2 separate regions of the Homo sapiens genome follow, and region 1 is linked to region 2. Evidence: read pairs that join two places in POLR2A ChIA-PET (ENCODE). Cell type or tissue: GM12878. All regions are shown on one strand. Links, peaks and the distances in the headings refer to the core of each region. The heading gives the core; the rest is flanking DNA.

Evidence for each region. Peaks named below come from ENCODE experiments on the same cell type or tissue, not always from the same donor. Only the 100,000 strongest peaks of a DNase experiment are listed, where the experiment ranks them.
Region 1: POLR2A ChIA-PET joins it to region 2 with 5 read pairs; 4 of 35 experiments call an interaction of 5 or more read pairs at or near these places.

What each region holds. Positions count from the first base shown.
Region 1 is chr5:136,133,697-136,140,925 of GRCh38, forward strand. The region is part of intron 1 of SMAD5 (SMAD family member 5); the gene reads left to right. SMAD5-AS1 (SMAD5 antisense RNA 1) reads right to left here and starts at 1,194. Exons shown (of 2, transcript NR_026763.1): 1 at 1-1,194. In GM12878, for the core only: no CTCF peak of the experiment used is centred there; no DNase peak of the experiment used is centred there.
Region 2 is chr5:135,902,167-135,909,395 of GRCh38, forward strand. No RefSeq gene overlaps it. Among named protein-coding and RNA genes, the nearest start is that of IL9, 9.9 kb to the left of the region's middle. In GM12878, for the core only: no CTCF peak of the experiment used is centred there; no DNase peak of the experiment used is centred there.

The DNA.
Region 1 (7,229 bases), core at 1,890-4,389, 230 kb after region 2:
ATATTCCAGTCTCTTCCCCTCCCCTTTTCCCCTCTCCTCCTTTCAGCTGCTGTTACTACGTGGAGTTTGGAGCCTAAGCTTTGAAAACTCCCATGTGGCGCGCCCGTCTTAAGTCTGAGCATGCTCAGTAGCCAAAACAGATTTTTGGTTGCAGAACTCGGGCGAGGATACTTGGGGTATTTGGACGTTTGCCGGCTTCCCAACAGAATGTTCCGGTTCTGGTGGTGATGGCATTGGAGAATGGGGCTTAGGCAAGCCTGTAGGTGAGGAATGGCTGAACACCCTGAGCCAGATGTTTATCTTGATTGTAAAGACAATGTTTCCTGACCAGCTGGAGCTTTGGGGGGGGGGGGGGGGTGTTGCGGGGGGAGGGAGCAATTTTGGTTGCTTGTGCATTTAAATGGGTGTGGCGCTAAGTATATCTTGTTTACCTTATCTTTCTGTGGAAAAGTTTTGATGTCTAGGTTTGTCACATCATGCCTGTTGCCTAGCACTACCAAAAGGGTTGTTATCTAGCAGCAAAGATTGAATAGGTGGAGGTCGTGGCTTGGCCTCACAGAAGTTGAGAGGAAAGGGTACTTGGGTTGCGTTTTTGAAAATTCGTATTTAAAACTAGAGTACTTGAATTTCCTTAGAGTACCTGAATTGCCCAGAGTGAATTAGTTTTTAATTTTAATTTGAAAGACAAAAGATTGAAAACCTTAGTCCCAGTAGGTTTAGTAACATTCCAAATAGCTTACAATTTCTGCTAGATGCCAATGCAGTAGTATCCATTGTGGGGAAAACAGTACCTACATTCAGTGTGACAGTTTCACATTTATGGATCCAAATATCATTATGAAATTAGTGTTCCAAATTTAAGGAGCTATTTGCAGATGTATAACAAATTATTTTAGTCTTTTATTCCTTTGGTAACTATTAATATTTTTTTCTCTACAGTGAAAATTGTAAAAATGCAAAACTTAGACAATTTAACAAAACTTAACCTTCATAAAGGTTGTAGATACTATGTTTAGATTTATAAAGTTTAATTTTGATGATTATTTGTGTGATTGTTCCTATACAGCTTCCTTTCCTTCCCTTTCCACATTGTTGCTCCCTCAGTCTTTTTTACATTACTGCTGTTAATTTACCCATGTATCTTTGTTAAAAATACCTTATTCATCATTTTGTGCTTCCATTCCTTTCAGATCATAGCTGAAATAAGCAAGAAAAGTTAGATTAACCTTCTCAACTGACTTTACTCTCAGGTTTTAAAGGCATCCACATGATATGGTCTAGTTAAAAGGAGGAAGAGAGCAGCAAACTGGAAAAAAAGAATAAAATATTTTCGTAGGTTCTGTACAGATCTGGTAGTATTATCTGCGTGTCTGGTTCACTGTGGTAGGCGCCACAGAAATGGGTAGATTGATAATGTGTTGGATTTCTTTCCCCTCTGGCAAAGTCAGCTATTAATTTCAGTGGGAGACAGTGGCAGAATGTTGTTACTAATGAGGTTTGAATCAGATTGTTGTTTACTGTTGGTTATGTAACATGTTGCTGGGAGTATTATTAAAAGTTGCATTCTGCAGCAAAGTAGAGGCAAGTAAATTCTGCTTACCCTCTTCACTGGGTTTTAATTCTTGGCTGAACCTGAAGGCACATTAGATTACAACCATAATTATACCTGGGCAGCCTGTCTGTTTCCTGTTTTCATCATGAACCCAAACATTATGATTTGCAGTGATGATCTTTTTTGTCCTTTGCATTGAACGGAGGCAGTGTGTTTTCTCCCTCTACTGAAAACAGATTTGTAACTTGGTCAAATTAAAGATTTTAGTGTTTTGAAAACTAGGCAGTAAAATACCAGTTTTTCATTTCTTAATACAGTTACTTAAGTTGAAATACCATCTAAAAAAATCTATTTCATATATATTCTTTGTCTTTATGTAAATTTTAATATTACTAGTACTTTGTAGAGTTAAAGAAACTCTTTTTGTTTATGACATATCAGTGTTTATTATTACCAGATGTATATGTTGGTCTAGGCAATGAGCCACACATCTGGGTGAATTTCAGAGCTGACTTGAGTACGCTTGAGGATATAGGTGTCTATTCTCTTGGTTTATCAGTCTTCCCTGTTTTTACTTCTAGACGATCTATATTCCTTGTATCTGTCTGTCTGTCTCTCTGTCTCTCTGTACACTAACCACAAAGAAGGCAAATAGTTTATTTCTTCAAATGTTACAAGCAGCTTATAGCCTATGATTTGCCCGTCTTCTCATAGGGTCAAAGACATTGAGTAAGATTCCCTTTTATAAGGGATACTAGTAGCCTGAGGAATGATTCTTGTCTCCACCAGTCTGGATATTCTAGAGAAAAGAATACCTGGATATTCTAGAGAAAAGAATATTCTAGAGAAAAGAAAAGGCCCAAGGAAGCTGGGATGCAATATAGGGTGCTTTCCCATCAAAACAGATGATGAAGGACCCTTGGAAGCTGACCCATGGCATCCCCCCGCCACTGGGTTCTAGCTCTGTCGCCCAATCTGGAGTCCAGTGGCGCAATCTTGGCTCACTGCAACCTCCGCCTCCCGGGTTGAAGCAATTCTCCTGCCTCAGCCTCCCAAGTAGCTGGGATTACAGGCACCCACCACCATACCCGGCTAATTTTTGTATTTTTAGTAGAGACGGTGTTTCACCATGTTCGCCAGGCTGGTCTTGAACTCTTAACATACCTTGTTTTTCCACTTCTGAAGTTAATAGAATAATAGTCATTGGAATTTGCAGTTCATTGGTGTTGTCACATACCCTTTACCTCTAATCAGAAGTCTGAATCTGAGAAGTTTGTTTACTAAATGGGAGGTAAAGATTTAGAACTCTTTTGGAAGAATTGTTAAAAACTAGATTGTTGTTAGGACTAATCTCATAGGCCACCTTAATATTCTAACAGCTTTGTTGTTTTCCAACCTGGAAAGATGGGGTAATTACAGAGTTCTTAGGTTTTTCATAAATAATCAGCTAGTTCTGGGCTATTTATTTGAGAGTGTCTCTCTCTGTCGCCCAGGCTGGGGTTCAGTGACGCGATCTTGACTCACTGCAATTCTGCCTCCCGGCTTCAAGCGATTCTCCTGCCTCAGCCTCCTGAGTAGCTGGGATTACAGGCACCCACCACCACGTCCAGCTCATTTTTTGAATTTTTAATAGAGATGGAGTTTCACCTCGTTGGCCAGGCTGGTCTCGAACTTCTGACCTCAAGTGATCTGCCCGCTATGGCCTCCCAAAGTGCTGGGATTACAGGTGTGAGCCACCGTGCCTGGCTGGGCTCTTTATTTAGTTTTGATTTTTTTTTTTTTTTTTTTTGCCTTGGGCAGCTAGGGGGGATGTTTTTGGCCCAGTTCTAGTAGAGTGGTGTTTTCAGTGACTTTTCTTCCTCCTTTTACTGTATCCTACCTTGGTTGAGATGATATTTTGCAAGAAAGAGTTCTTTATTAAGTCAGTTCTGTGTGTGCAATACTATAATTGTAATTCACTTTTGGAAGCTAGTTATTAACATAACATTTTGTAACTAGGTTTTGCTCTTGAATTTTTTGGGACCCCCCCCCGCATCTCTTCCTATAGCATATATGTACTTTATAGACTGGTACAATATAGAAGTTTGAAAGTGATTTGACCTGTTAAGATTTTAGCAGGATTTTTTCTTTTGATATCCATATATGTTGTTTTGTTATACCGAAAATAATAGAAAAAAACTAGTGTCCCATTCCCACTTTTTCTCTGAGCATAGCAACTGGAGTCTTGGGAGGAGGCTTACATCTTTCAAATTTAACTATGATCTCAGAATATGGCTGGTGCTTTCAAGGCAAGTTTTGTTTTGTTCAGGTTTGTTTTCATGATGTGTTAGGATCTGCCTAGTATCCTATCTGGTAGGCTGTACAACTTGAGTTCTAGTTATTCTGGTTTGTGTGTTCCCAGGAAGAGGGGGGTTCTGCAAAAATATTTAAAAGCCAGTCTTCTTCTGTTTTCTTCTTAGTCACATCTTCTGTCTACTTTACTCATTGACCATTTCTCATTCTTTGGAGATGAAAGTGTAAATTAAGTGAATGATGACACTAGAGCTGAAAAGTTACCCAGAGTCATGTTTATTCCCTTTTCTACTAAGCAGGGAACTTGAACTCTGGGTGCACATGAGTTCTCTGGAGAACATCTTCATAATGCACTGTAATATATGTCGTGTACACAGGTTAGCTCTTTGTGCTCCAGAGACACATTTTACAGTCATGATTTGGTATCTGCACTTGATGATTTTATAATTTAAAGGAATCACTACAAAGATTGACCAGCTCTGTGTCTGTTCCTGTGCCTACACGCCTGTACAAGCATACTCAAACACATCTGGTAGCAATGTAGGAAATCTTGCAGGCTCTGTGGGGGTGAGTGATACATTTAGATCAGGCTCTGTTTAATTAGGGGACTTAGAGGAGCAGGTGAAGCTTAAAGAGTGATTAAAAACTGGGAAACAAAAGTCTGGCTGTGGGAGATAATAAAGTAGAGAATTCTGTGGGCACAGAATAGGCAAGAAGATTATGCAGTGAGAAGTGTTGGGAATCATGAGTTCAGCTCCTGAAGGGCTTTGAAATCTGCTATGAGAACTTCTTATGTCTTTGGAAATCGGGAGCCACAGTTGAGGAAAGTGGTGATTTAAATGTTTCTCTGTGAAAATAATTTTGGCGCCCATGTAATTGTATCCTGTCTTTCTTGTAGATGTTCTTATAAAGAATAGGATTTCTGAATCTAGAAGAGCTGTGAGCAAACATGCTTTTGGTTTCCTTCTCCTCTCTGCGTGCAGTTGTGAATGTGGCTTACAAAGTTGATAGCAGTTGTATACATGGATCTAGGGATGGTTTGACAGTGGTGGTGGTGGTTGTCTACTTGCTGACACTTGGTGACTACTATTGATAATGAGAACCACAAGGGTAAGAGATTTTTAAAGCTTTACCCCCACATCCCCCCTGCCCCCAAAAGTTACCCTTAGGTTGTATGTATGCAAGTGTCTTTCTTCCATTGCAGGAGATCCTGAGCACCTTGGTTCCCAAGCCTCCTGCATGGTCCGAGATTCTTGTTAAAAATGTGGGCAGTAAGGCCCTTCTGCCAAGCTTAGTGAATCTGAATTTTGAGGGATGGTTCTAAGGAATTTGTTGATTTAAAAACCCCATGTCCAATTATTTTGTACAGGTTTGAATTAGAATACAATGGGTTGTGACCCATTATGGGCATTTATTTTCATGGGATGATGTGCTCAGGAGATTTTGTTTTGGCCAATAGTGTTGAGGAAAATGTGGGGATTGGTTTGCTTGCCTTTTTATTTCAGATTGCAGCAGTCATAGAGATGTTGGAGCACAAAGTGAAAGAGTTGTTTCTGTGAATTCACTTTAGAAATCTAGCTGTGAGCTCTGTGTGTGTGTGTGTGTGTGTGTGTGTGTGTCTTTCTGTATGTTTTTCTGTATGTATGTGTGTCTCGGGGTGGGTATTGAAGTCAGTTTGTGTGTGTGTTTATTATGAAAGTTGGTCAGGATGTAGTACTTCCATAACCTTAGGTAAGAACAGGACCTTTGGGTTATTGATTCAACATGAATTCATTTGAAATAGAAGCTTTGTGAAGCTTAGCAACATTTTATTCATATGGTTAATGTGTATAAAACTTAACCCTGAATCTTCCTTTAGCTTTCTTATCTGCATTTGCCAAATCAGTTGATGTCAAACCCCATTCTTCCAGTTGTCCAGGCTGATACCTTGGAATCATTGTTAACTCCTTTGTTCTCATACACCCCATGATCTCCTTCATCAGGAAGCTTACTGTCTTTCATATGTCTGCTGCTCACCACCCCACTGCTATCACCCTGGTTGTAAGCCATCGTCATCTTCTCCCCTCCCTTAGATTACTGCATCTCTGAACTGGTCTCGCTGCTTTTATCATTGCTGTCCACCCCTCCTCCTGCTTATTCTCAACATACCAGCCAGGATTTATTTATTTATTTTGAGACGGAGTCTTGTGCTGTCACCCAGGCTGGAGTGCAGTGGCATGATCTTGGCTCACTGCTACCTTGACCTCTTGGGCTCAAGTGATCCTCCCACCTCAGCCTCCTAAGTAGATGGGATCACAGGCATGTGCCACTGCACCTGGCTAATTTTTTAATTAAAAACAATTTTTTTTTGTAGAGATGGAGTTTTAAAAACTATGTTGCCCAGGCTAGGCTTGAACCGCTGAGCTCAAGTGATTCTCCTGCCTTGGCCTTCCAAAGTACTGGGATTACAGGCATGAGCCACCACGCCTGGCCCAGGATAACTCTTTTTTTTTTTTTTTTTGAGATGAAGTCTAGCTTTGTTGGCCAGGCTAGAGTGCAGTGGTATGATCTTGGCTCACTGCAACCTCTGCCTCCCGGGCTCAAGCAATTCTCCTTCCTCAGCCTCCCAAGTAGCTGGAATTACAGGCACATGCCACCACACCCAGCTAATTTTTGTATTTTTCGTAGAGACGGGGTTTCACCATGTTCGCCAGGCTGGTCTTGAACTCCTGACCTCAGGTAATTTGCCCACCTCGGCCCAGGATAATTCTTTAATAGTGTAAGTCGAGAACTATCATGTCTGTGCTCAGAGCTCTCCACTGAGTTCACAGTTTCCTTAGAGTACTGTAAAAGCTAAAGCCTTTATATCCAGCATGGCCATTCTGGCTCTCTGGTATCTCTTTGACCCCACTCCTTACCTTTTCCCCCTCGTACACTGTGTTCTCAGGCTATACTGGTCTTCTAGCCAGTATATGCTCTTCATGCCAGAAGCATGCCAGACATGCTCCTACCTTAGGATCTTTGCATTGCCTGTTGCCTTTACCTGTAATGGTTTTCCCCTAGATATATGCCTGTTGGCTCACTCTTTTATTTCCTTAACATTTTAACTCAGTTGGCACCTTCTTGGTGAGACCCAGCCCAGCCACCCTGTTTAAAATTACACCTCTCTTCCAGGACTTCTTGTCCACCTTCCCCTGTTTTAATTTTTCTCTATAGCACTTTTCACCTAACAAACATATCATTTACTATATCTCGTTGGCCTCCTTCTGCTGGAATATAAGCTAAATGAAGACAAGTGTTTTGGTTCCTTTTATTCACTTCTATATTCCCAGCTCCTAAAATGCTATCTTAATAAATATTCTTTTGGATGAATGACTTGAATGAATTTGACAAGTTATTGTAATGT
Region 2 (7,229 bases), core at 1,536-4,035:
ATTGACCACAAATCACAAAACCCCAGTTAACACTGACTGGAGTGATAAGGAAATTTGCCATCTCACAAAACACTGCATCTGTGGATACGGTGGGTCCTGGGGTGGTCGGATCTGCAGCTCTGAGATCTTGTGGACAGGCTGCTTTGCCACTCTGTGGGTTGACTTCCCTCCCCTTGGGGCTATAAGATGACTGCCCAGTTCCAGGGCTCACGTCCACTCATGACAATATAAATCCTACATTTGGAATGAATGGTCAAGTATTTGCAACCCTTTCACTCTCAATACGTTTTGCCAAACTGTCCTCCAGAAATATGTTCTAACATATAATAATAGAATTTATAATTTATAATAATCCCATTAGTCACGTTTAAGAATGTCCACTTCTGACATCCTTATCAACACTGGACAGTGATTTTTTATTAACCTTGGCCGTGTGTCTGGCAAATTTATGATGCTAATACATATGTATTGAATTCATAAATTAATGAATTCTTGCTTTTTTATATTTCTTCACTTGTGAGTTACCTGTTAGTGCCCAGATTTCTGTTGGTATATTAATCTTTTGCTTACTGATTACTAAGAGTTCTTTGTGTATCTTTGTTTTTCAAATATATTACATTTATTTTCTTCTGTTTATTGTTATGCTTGTAGTGTTTTCTGACTGTGTTTTCATGTGGTCAAACATATAACATATTTATCTCTATTTTTCCAGTCTGTGAATGATTTTATTTTCAGCAATTAAATCTTTAATCTTTTTAGAGTTTATTTGAGGGTATAGAAGAAATCTAATTTATTTTTCTTCCATGTTTGGTTGATACTATTACTAACTAAATATCTCTTTTACCTACTGATTTGAAATACTACCTTATTGAACACTAAATTTTAATTTTTCTTAAGTATCTTTCTGGACTCTAATTTAGTCCAATGAGCTATCTTACAGCTCTAGATTGACCTTAGAATGCAATTGTGGTAATAAAATGATTGTCGACATTTCCTTCATATTATTGGGAATGCTTTCAATGCTTTTCATTTAAATATCATGTTTGCTTGCATGACCTCACTTATAAGTGGGAGCTAAACAATGGGTACACATGGACATAAAGATGGAAACACTAGACGCCAAAGACTCCAAATAGGGGAGGGGAGGAGGGGGCAAGGGTTGAAAAATTACCTATTAGGTACAATGGTCACTATTTGGATGATGGGTACATCAGAAGCCCAGACCTCACCATTACACAATATATTCATATAACACAGCTGCACATGTACCTCCTGAATCTAAAATAATCATCTATCAATCAATATCATGTTTGCTGTTGATTTCCTAATAGGGAACAGTTTCGAATATTTAGTTCTCCAAATTTTTATTAGAAATGATAGCTGAATTTTACAAACGCCTTTCAAGTTTTTATCAGGATCATGAGTTTTCTTTCCACTAACTCATATGATACATTATTTTAACTGATTACTAAATGTTGAGCCATCCTCACATTCCTGGAATAAGTTCTATTTGGTCATACTATATTATGGTTTTAATACGCTGATGGAATCAATTTGTTCTTCCTTTATTTTGAACAGAGGATGAAACACAGGTTCCCAGGGTGGCAGCATTAGGTGCTGCTCTTCAGTAGGAATGGCCCTCAAGGTCGTCCAGGCACCATTCTCTTTAGTGCTCCAGGTGATGACTCAGGTGTGGAGAAGCACGACTTCCATTGGGAGGCCCAAGATATGTCCTGGCCTAAGGCTTTGTGCCCCACAGGAGTCAATATCTGGTGAAAGAGATCACAGACAGCTTCCAAGGCCCCTGCACTCAGGAGAGCCCAAGGCTGTGACACTCCACTAAAAATGGATAGTTCATTTATAGTCATCCCAGCCCAGACACTTTGCCACCCAGGCCTACTTGATATTTCATCTTCATCTGGTGTGTAGGGGAACAGAGCTAAATAATGAATGGAAAAGCCAGGTTCTCTTTCAGAAGGGAAGAGGCTGCATTAACAACTTTACTTAGATAGTGTCCATCCCTAAGGGAGTTCATTCTTCATATTCTTTTTATGTGCCTTCTTTTTGGGGCACATAAAAAGTGAGTTAGGAAGAGTTTAAATAGTAAGAGAATTTTCAATATTTCCTCACTCCTCCATAGCAAGGATTTTTCTTCTTTTATTTCCACAAAGCCAGTGACAAGACAGTTCCCAACACATAGTAATTAGAATTTTTTTGTTTGGCAGTGTCTTGCTCTGTCACCTAGGCTGAAGTGCAGTGGCATGATCTTGGCTCACTGCAGCCTTGACTTCCAGGGCTCAGGTGATTCTCCCGCCTCAGCCTCCTGAGTAGCTGGGACCACAGGCACGCACCACCACAACAAGCTAATTTTTTAAAAATTTTGTATAGAGATGGGGTCTCCCTCACATAGCTATTGCTATGTTGCTCAGGTTGGTCTCCAACCTCTGGCCTCAAGTGATCCTACAGCCTCAGCCTCCCAAAGTGCTGGGATTACAGGCATGAGTTACCACACCTGGCCATAATTAGAATATTTGCTGAATCAATTATGTTCTGACAGAACTCATTTGTAAAATCTGGGAATGATTACTTTTGGAGGTACATTTGTTGGTGTTTTCTATTTCTTCTGTTTTAATTACTCTATTACATTTTCTGCTTAATATTTTTGTGTGCATTTTTGTAGGAAATAATCCCAGATTTGACAAAGTGTAATACTGTGCATTTTACCCATCTTTCTCTGTAATAAAACTTGTAAGAAATTTGTATATTTGATTTTTTTCAGATTCAAGTTTTGCTTTTATTTATCAATTCTGTGTACGATTTTTATCTTCCTAACTTAGCATTTTATGCTTTTTCATTGTTAATTTCTACTTGATTTAAATTTATCTTATCATTCCTTTTCTAGCTCCTTGAGTTGAATATTTGCTTCACCTTTTAAACAAATACTAGCTTCAATTATCTAATACATTGTATGGTAGGCACCAATGCTGCACATCTTAAATGCATTATGTCACTGAATCCTCATAATACCACACCAGGCCATATAAGAGGTATTTATAGCAAAGTAATTATGAGTGCAGACTTGAGAAAGTCTCTGCCACTTACCATTCCATAACCTTGTGCAAATAGCTTCTCTGCATTTTGGTTTTCTCATTTGCAAAACGGCATAATTATATAAGCTACACCATGGGGCTGTGGAGGAAGATAAATTAATTACTGCCTGGAAAGCCCCTAGAGCAGTGTCTGACCCACACACAGCACAGTGGAAGTAGTTGATATTATTAGATTGGTGCAAAAGTAATTGCTGCTCTTGCCATTAAAGGTAATGGTAAAAACCACAAATACTTTTGAACCAAACTAATATTATTTTAAAATGAGGAAATGGAAGCTTTAAGAAGTCTAGTAACTTGCCCAGCATCACATAGCTATAGCTGGATAAGGAGCTGTCTTTTGAACACAGCATGGACAGCACTGCATAGATTTTGTTAAGTAGTTTGCTCATTCTTATTGATTCCTTAATAGTCTGTAATTTCAGGATTAAGACTGTAATTCCGTGATATTCATCCTTGAAATTCAGAAACTTCACCAGGATATGTCTAGTTGTGGCTGTTCTTTGATTCCTCCTGACGAGCATGCAATTGGCTTATTAGATCTTAAGATGACATTCTCGAACTCAATAAATTTTTTTCCATTAGTTCTTTGACCTCCAATCTCCTTTTTCCTCCTACTATAATTCCTATAATTCCTATAATATGTGTGTCAAAATTTCCTAAACCTATTTTTCACGTATTTTTTTTTCTCTTAAATGTCTTATCATTATTCTTTTTAGTACTGATTTCTGGGAGAACATTTGGATTGGGTGTTTTCATTCCCAGTGCAATTATCCAAAGATTCCCATTTGCTGTTTAACAGCCTCTATTCCGTTTTTTTTTTTAAACCAGTGAACATTTTAACTTTAAATACTTTTAAAATGTAAATATGCATTCCAAAAAGCACATAACAAGCACATGAAGCCCCGGGAAAGACAGATGATATACGAATGACAAAGTCCCATAAAGTGGTCTTTGAATTTCCTACTAAAATTAAGTTAATAAAAATTCAATTTAAACTCTAGTTTCCATGAAAACTCTTCTACCTCAGATACAGCCATTCAACTTCTCTTTGTCCAAGACCTGGCAACCACTGCCAGATCCTAAAACCAGTCATCTGGTTCCAGCTGTTCTTCTCCACACTCTTCCTCATTCCTCAGCATCTCCCCATCTTCTTTTTTGTTACTTAATTAAATTTTTATTTTAGAACAGCTTTTTTTTACCAAAAAATTATAAAGGCACTACAGAGAATTCTCACATACCCCAAATGCAGTTTCCACTAGAAGGGTACATTTGTTACACTTAATGAACCAACATCGACATATGATTATTAATTAAGTCCATGCCTTATTCAGATTTCCTTAATTTTACCTAATGTCAAGTAACTTGCCCAAGACCACATACCTATTACTGGATGATAGCTGGTAATTTTTCTGTTCCAGGATCCTTTCCAGGACACCATATTACATTTAGTCATCATGTCTCTTTAAGCTCCTCTTGGCCATAATTTCTTAGACTTTAGGGCCGGGCACGATGCCTCACACCCATAATCCCAGCACTTTGGGAGGCTGAGGTGGGTGGATCAACTGAGGTCAGGAGTTCAAGACCAGCCTGGCCAACATGGCAAAACCCCATCTCTACAAAAATACAAAAATCAGCAGGGCTTGGTGGCGCTTGTCTGTAATCCCAGCTACTCTGGAGGCTGAGGCAGGAGAACCACTTGAACCTTGGGAGGCAGAGGTTTCAGTGAGCCGAGATCGTGCCACTGCACTCCAGCCTAGGCGACAGAGTGAGGCCCTGTCACAAAAAAAATTCTTAGATTTTCCTTGATGACCTTGACAGTTACAAGGCACACTGTTCAGGTGTTTGGTAGACTGTCCCTCCATTGGGATTTGCCTGATGTTTTTCTCAGGATTAATCTGGGGTTATGTGTTTTGGGAGAAAGACCACAGAAGTAAAGTGCTATTTTTGTTATAGCATATCAAAGGTACATATTATCCACATAATTTATCACTGCTGATGTGACATTGATCATCTGGCCAAGGTCGTGTTTATCAGGTTTCTCCACTGCAAAGTTCATCTTTCCCCCTCCTTTCCATGCTGCACTCTTTGGAAGGAAGTCTCACACTTAAGTGGAAGGGAGGTATGCTCCACTTCCTCGAGAGCTGAGTATCCACATAATTATGTGGAATTCTTCTGCATAGGATATTTGTCCCCCCCATTTATTTATTTATTTATTCTATCATTTATATCATTAAGGGTTCATGGATATTAATTTTATACTTCGGGTTATAATCCAGTACTGCTTTGTTTATTTTGTTGCTCAAATTTTTCCAGTGCTGGCCACTGGGGCCCCTTTGAGTTGGCTTCTGTGTTCCCTTTGGCCCCTTCAATGTGGCTTTTGGGATTTTTTTTTTTGAGCACTTATTACTTTCTGGCACTACAAGACACTCCAGGCACATCTTGTCTATTTCCTGCCCCAGTCCTAGAAGCAGTCATTTCTCCAAAGAGCCCAGGTTCCTTTTATTGGAACCATTTTATTATAAATCAAAATGGCAGCTAGGGCGTGCCTATTATTACTCTTGAGATAGTTTTAGTTGTGCTATGGTACATTTTATCTTTAGGAATTGTTTGACTGTTGCTTCCTTTCCATAACAACCTGCTTTTGCTTTAGTGATGTAATACAACAAACAGTTACTCCAGGTAACCTGCCTGTTATGATGTGATGTCTAACCAGCCCTCCCCTGATCCTCTTCCTGACTGTGCCATCCCAGACTAAAACTTCATAGCATAACAGGGTTGATGGATTAGTTACTTATTGCTGCATTCAAACTATTCCAAAACCTAGCAGCTTAAAACAGCACATATCTATTATTGCACAGTAGTTTGCGTCTGTCAGGAATTGAGCACAGCTTACGTGTTCCTCTGATTCAGGGTCTCCCGCAAGGCTGTAGTTAAGGTGTTGACAGAGGCAGTGTGGTCTCCTCTAAAGGCTCCGTTGGGGGAAAGATCTGCTTCCAAGCCCACATGGCTTTGGCAGGATTCAGTTCCTCCTGCCAAGCTTGTTGGGCTGAGGATCTTGATTCCTCCCTGGCTATGCGCTGAAGGCTCCTTTGTCACATGGACTTCTCTAATGTGGCAGCTGGCTTCATCAAAGTGTGCACACTGAGAAAGCAATAGGGACATCTGCTAGCAAGAGAGAAGTTGGAATCTTTTATAACCGCATCGCTGAAGTGGCATCCTCTCACTAGGTCCACCTCACACTTCGGGGGAAGGATTATACAAGAATATGAACGCTAGGAGATGTGGGTCCTTGGGGGCCACCTTAGAAGTCTGCTCATACAGATAGGGATAAGACCTGCCTACTCCAGTCCCCAGAGAAGGTACATAGTTTTTCATCTGGTGTAGGCTGGGTTGTTTCTGTGGGATATCGGGAAATAATGTGCATAGAACAAGGCTTGGAACACTACCTTAGTCCTGGTACTGTGATTTTGATTTTTAATATGCTGAGTTTGAAATTACGAAGGAGCTTAAATGAAAACATTCAGTCAGTTGTTGCTCGATGAGAGTTGTTTTAACGTTTCTTATGAGCCAGCTCTAGACTTAGATATTTTATAGGATTATCTCATCTTAAACCTTGTAACAATTCTACGAGGAAGGCATTGTTACCTGAAATTTGTGGATGAGGAAACAGAGGTAGAGAGGACTTAGGTAACTTTTCAGTGTCTGAGCATCCCAGTACCCTAAGCAACTCCCCCGCATTCCCGCTATTGCTTGACTCATCCAATTGCAGTCTCCATCTCAAAGGGGACAGGGCTCTGTGCTTCAGCACTTCAGGGACAGTGGTAGCTTCCACTTCCCACGCACCCCTCGCATCTGCTAACTCTCTCTGGGGTTGGCCCCAAATGCATACTATTGGCCTCTGTCTGTTTCCACCTCTCCATCCTGCTCCCTTGGATGGAGTGCTTCATGGTGACTCTCTCCCTGGGTCCTGACTCACTCCTTCTCCCCACAGTCATGACAAACTGTGTTCTTCCTTCACTACTTGTAATGGGTTCTAGAAGCTCAGTCCAAGTTAGAGAGAAGGCTCTAACCCACTGGATTACTCTAAGCTCACTGAGCTGGTGAGAGATAGAGCCAGGA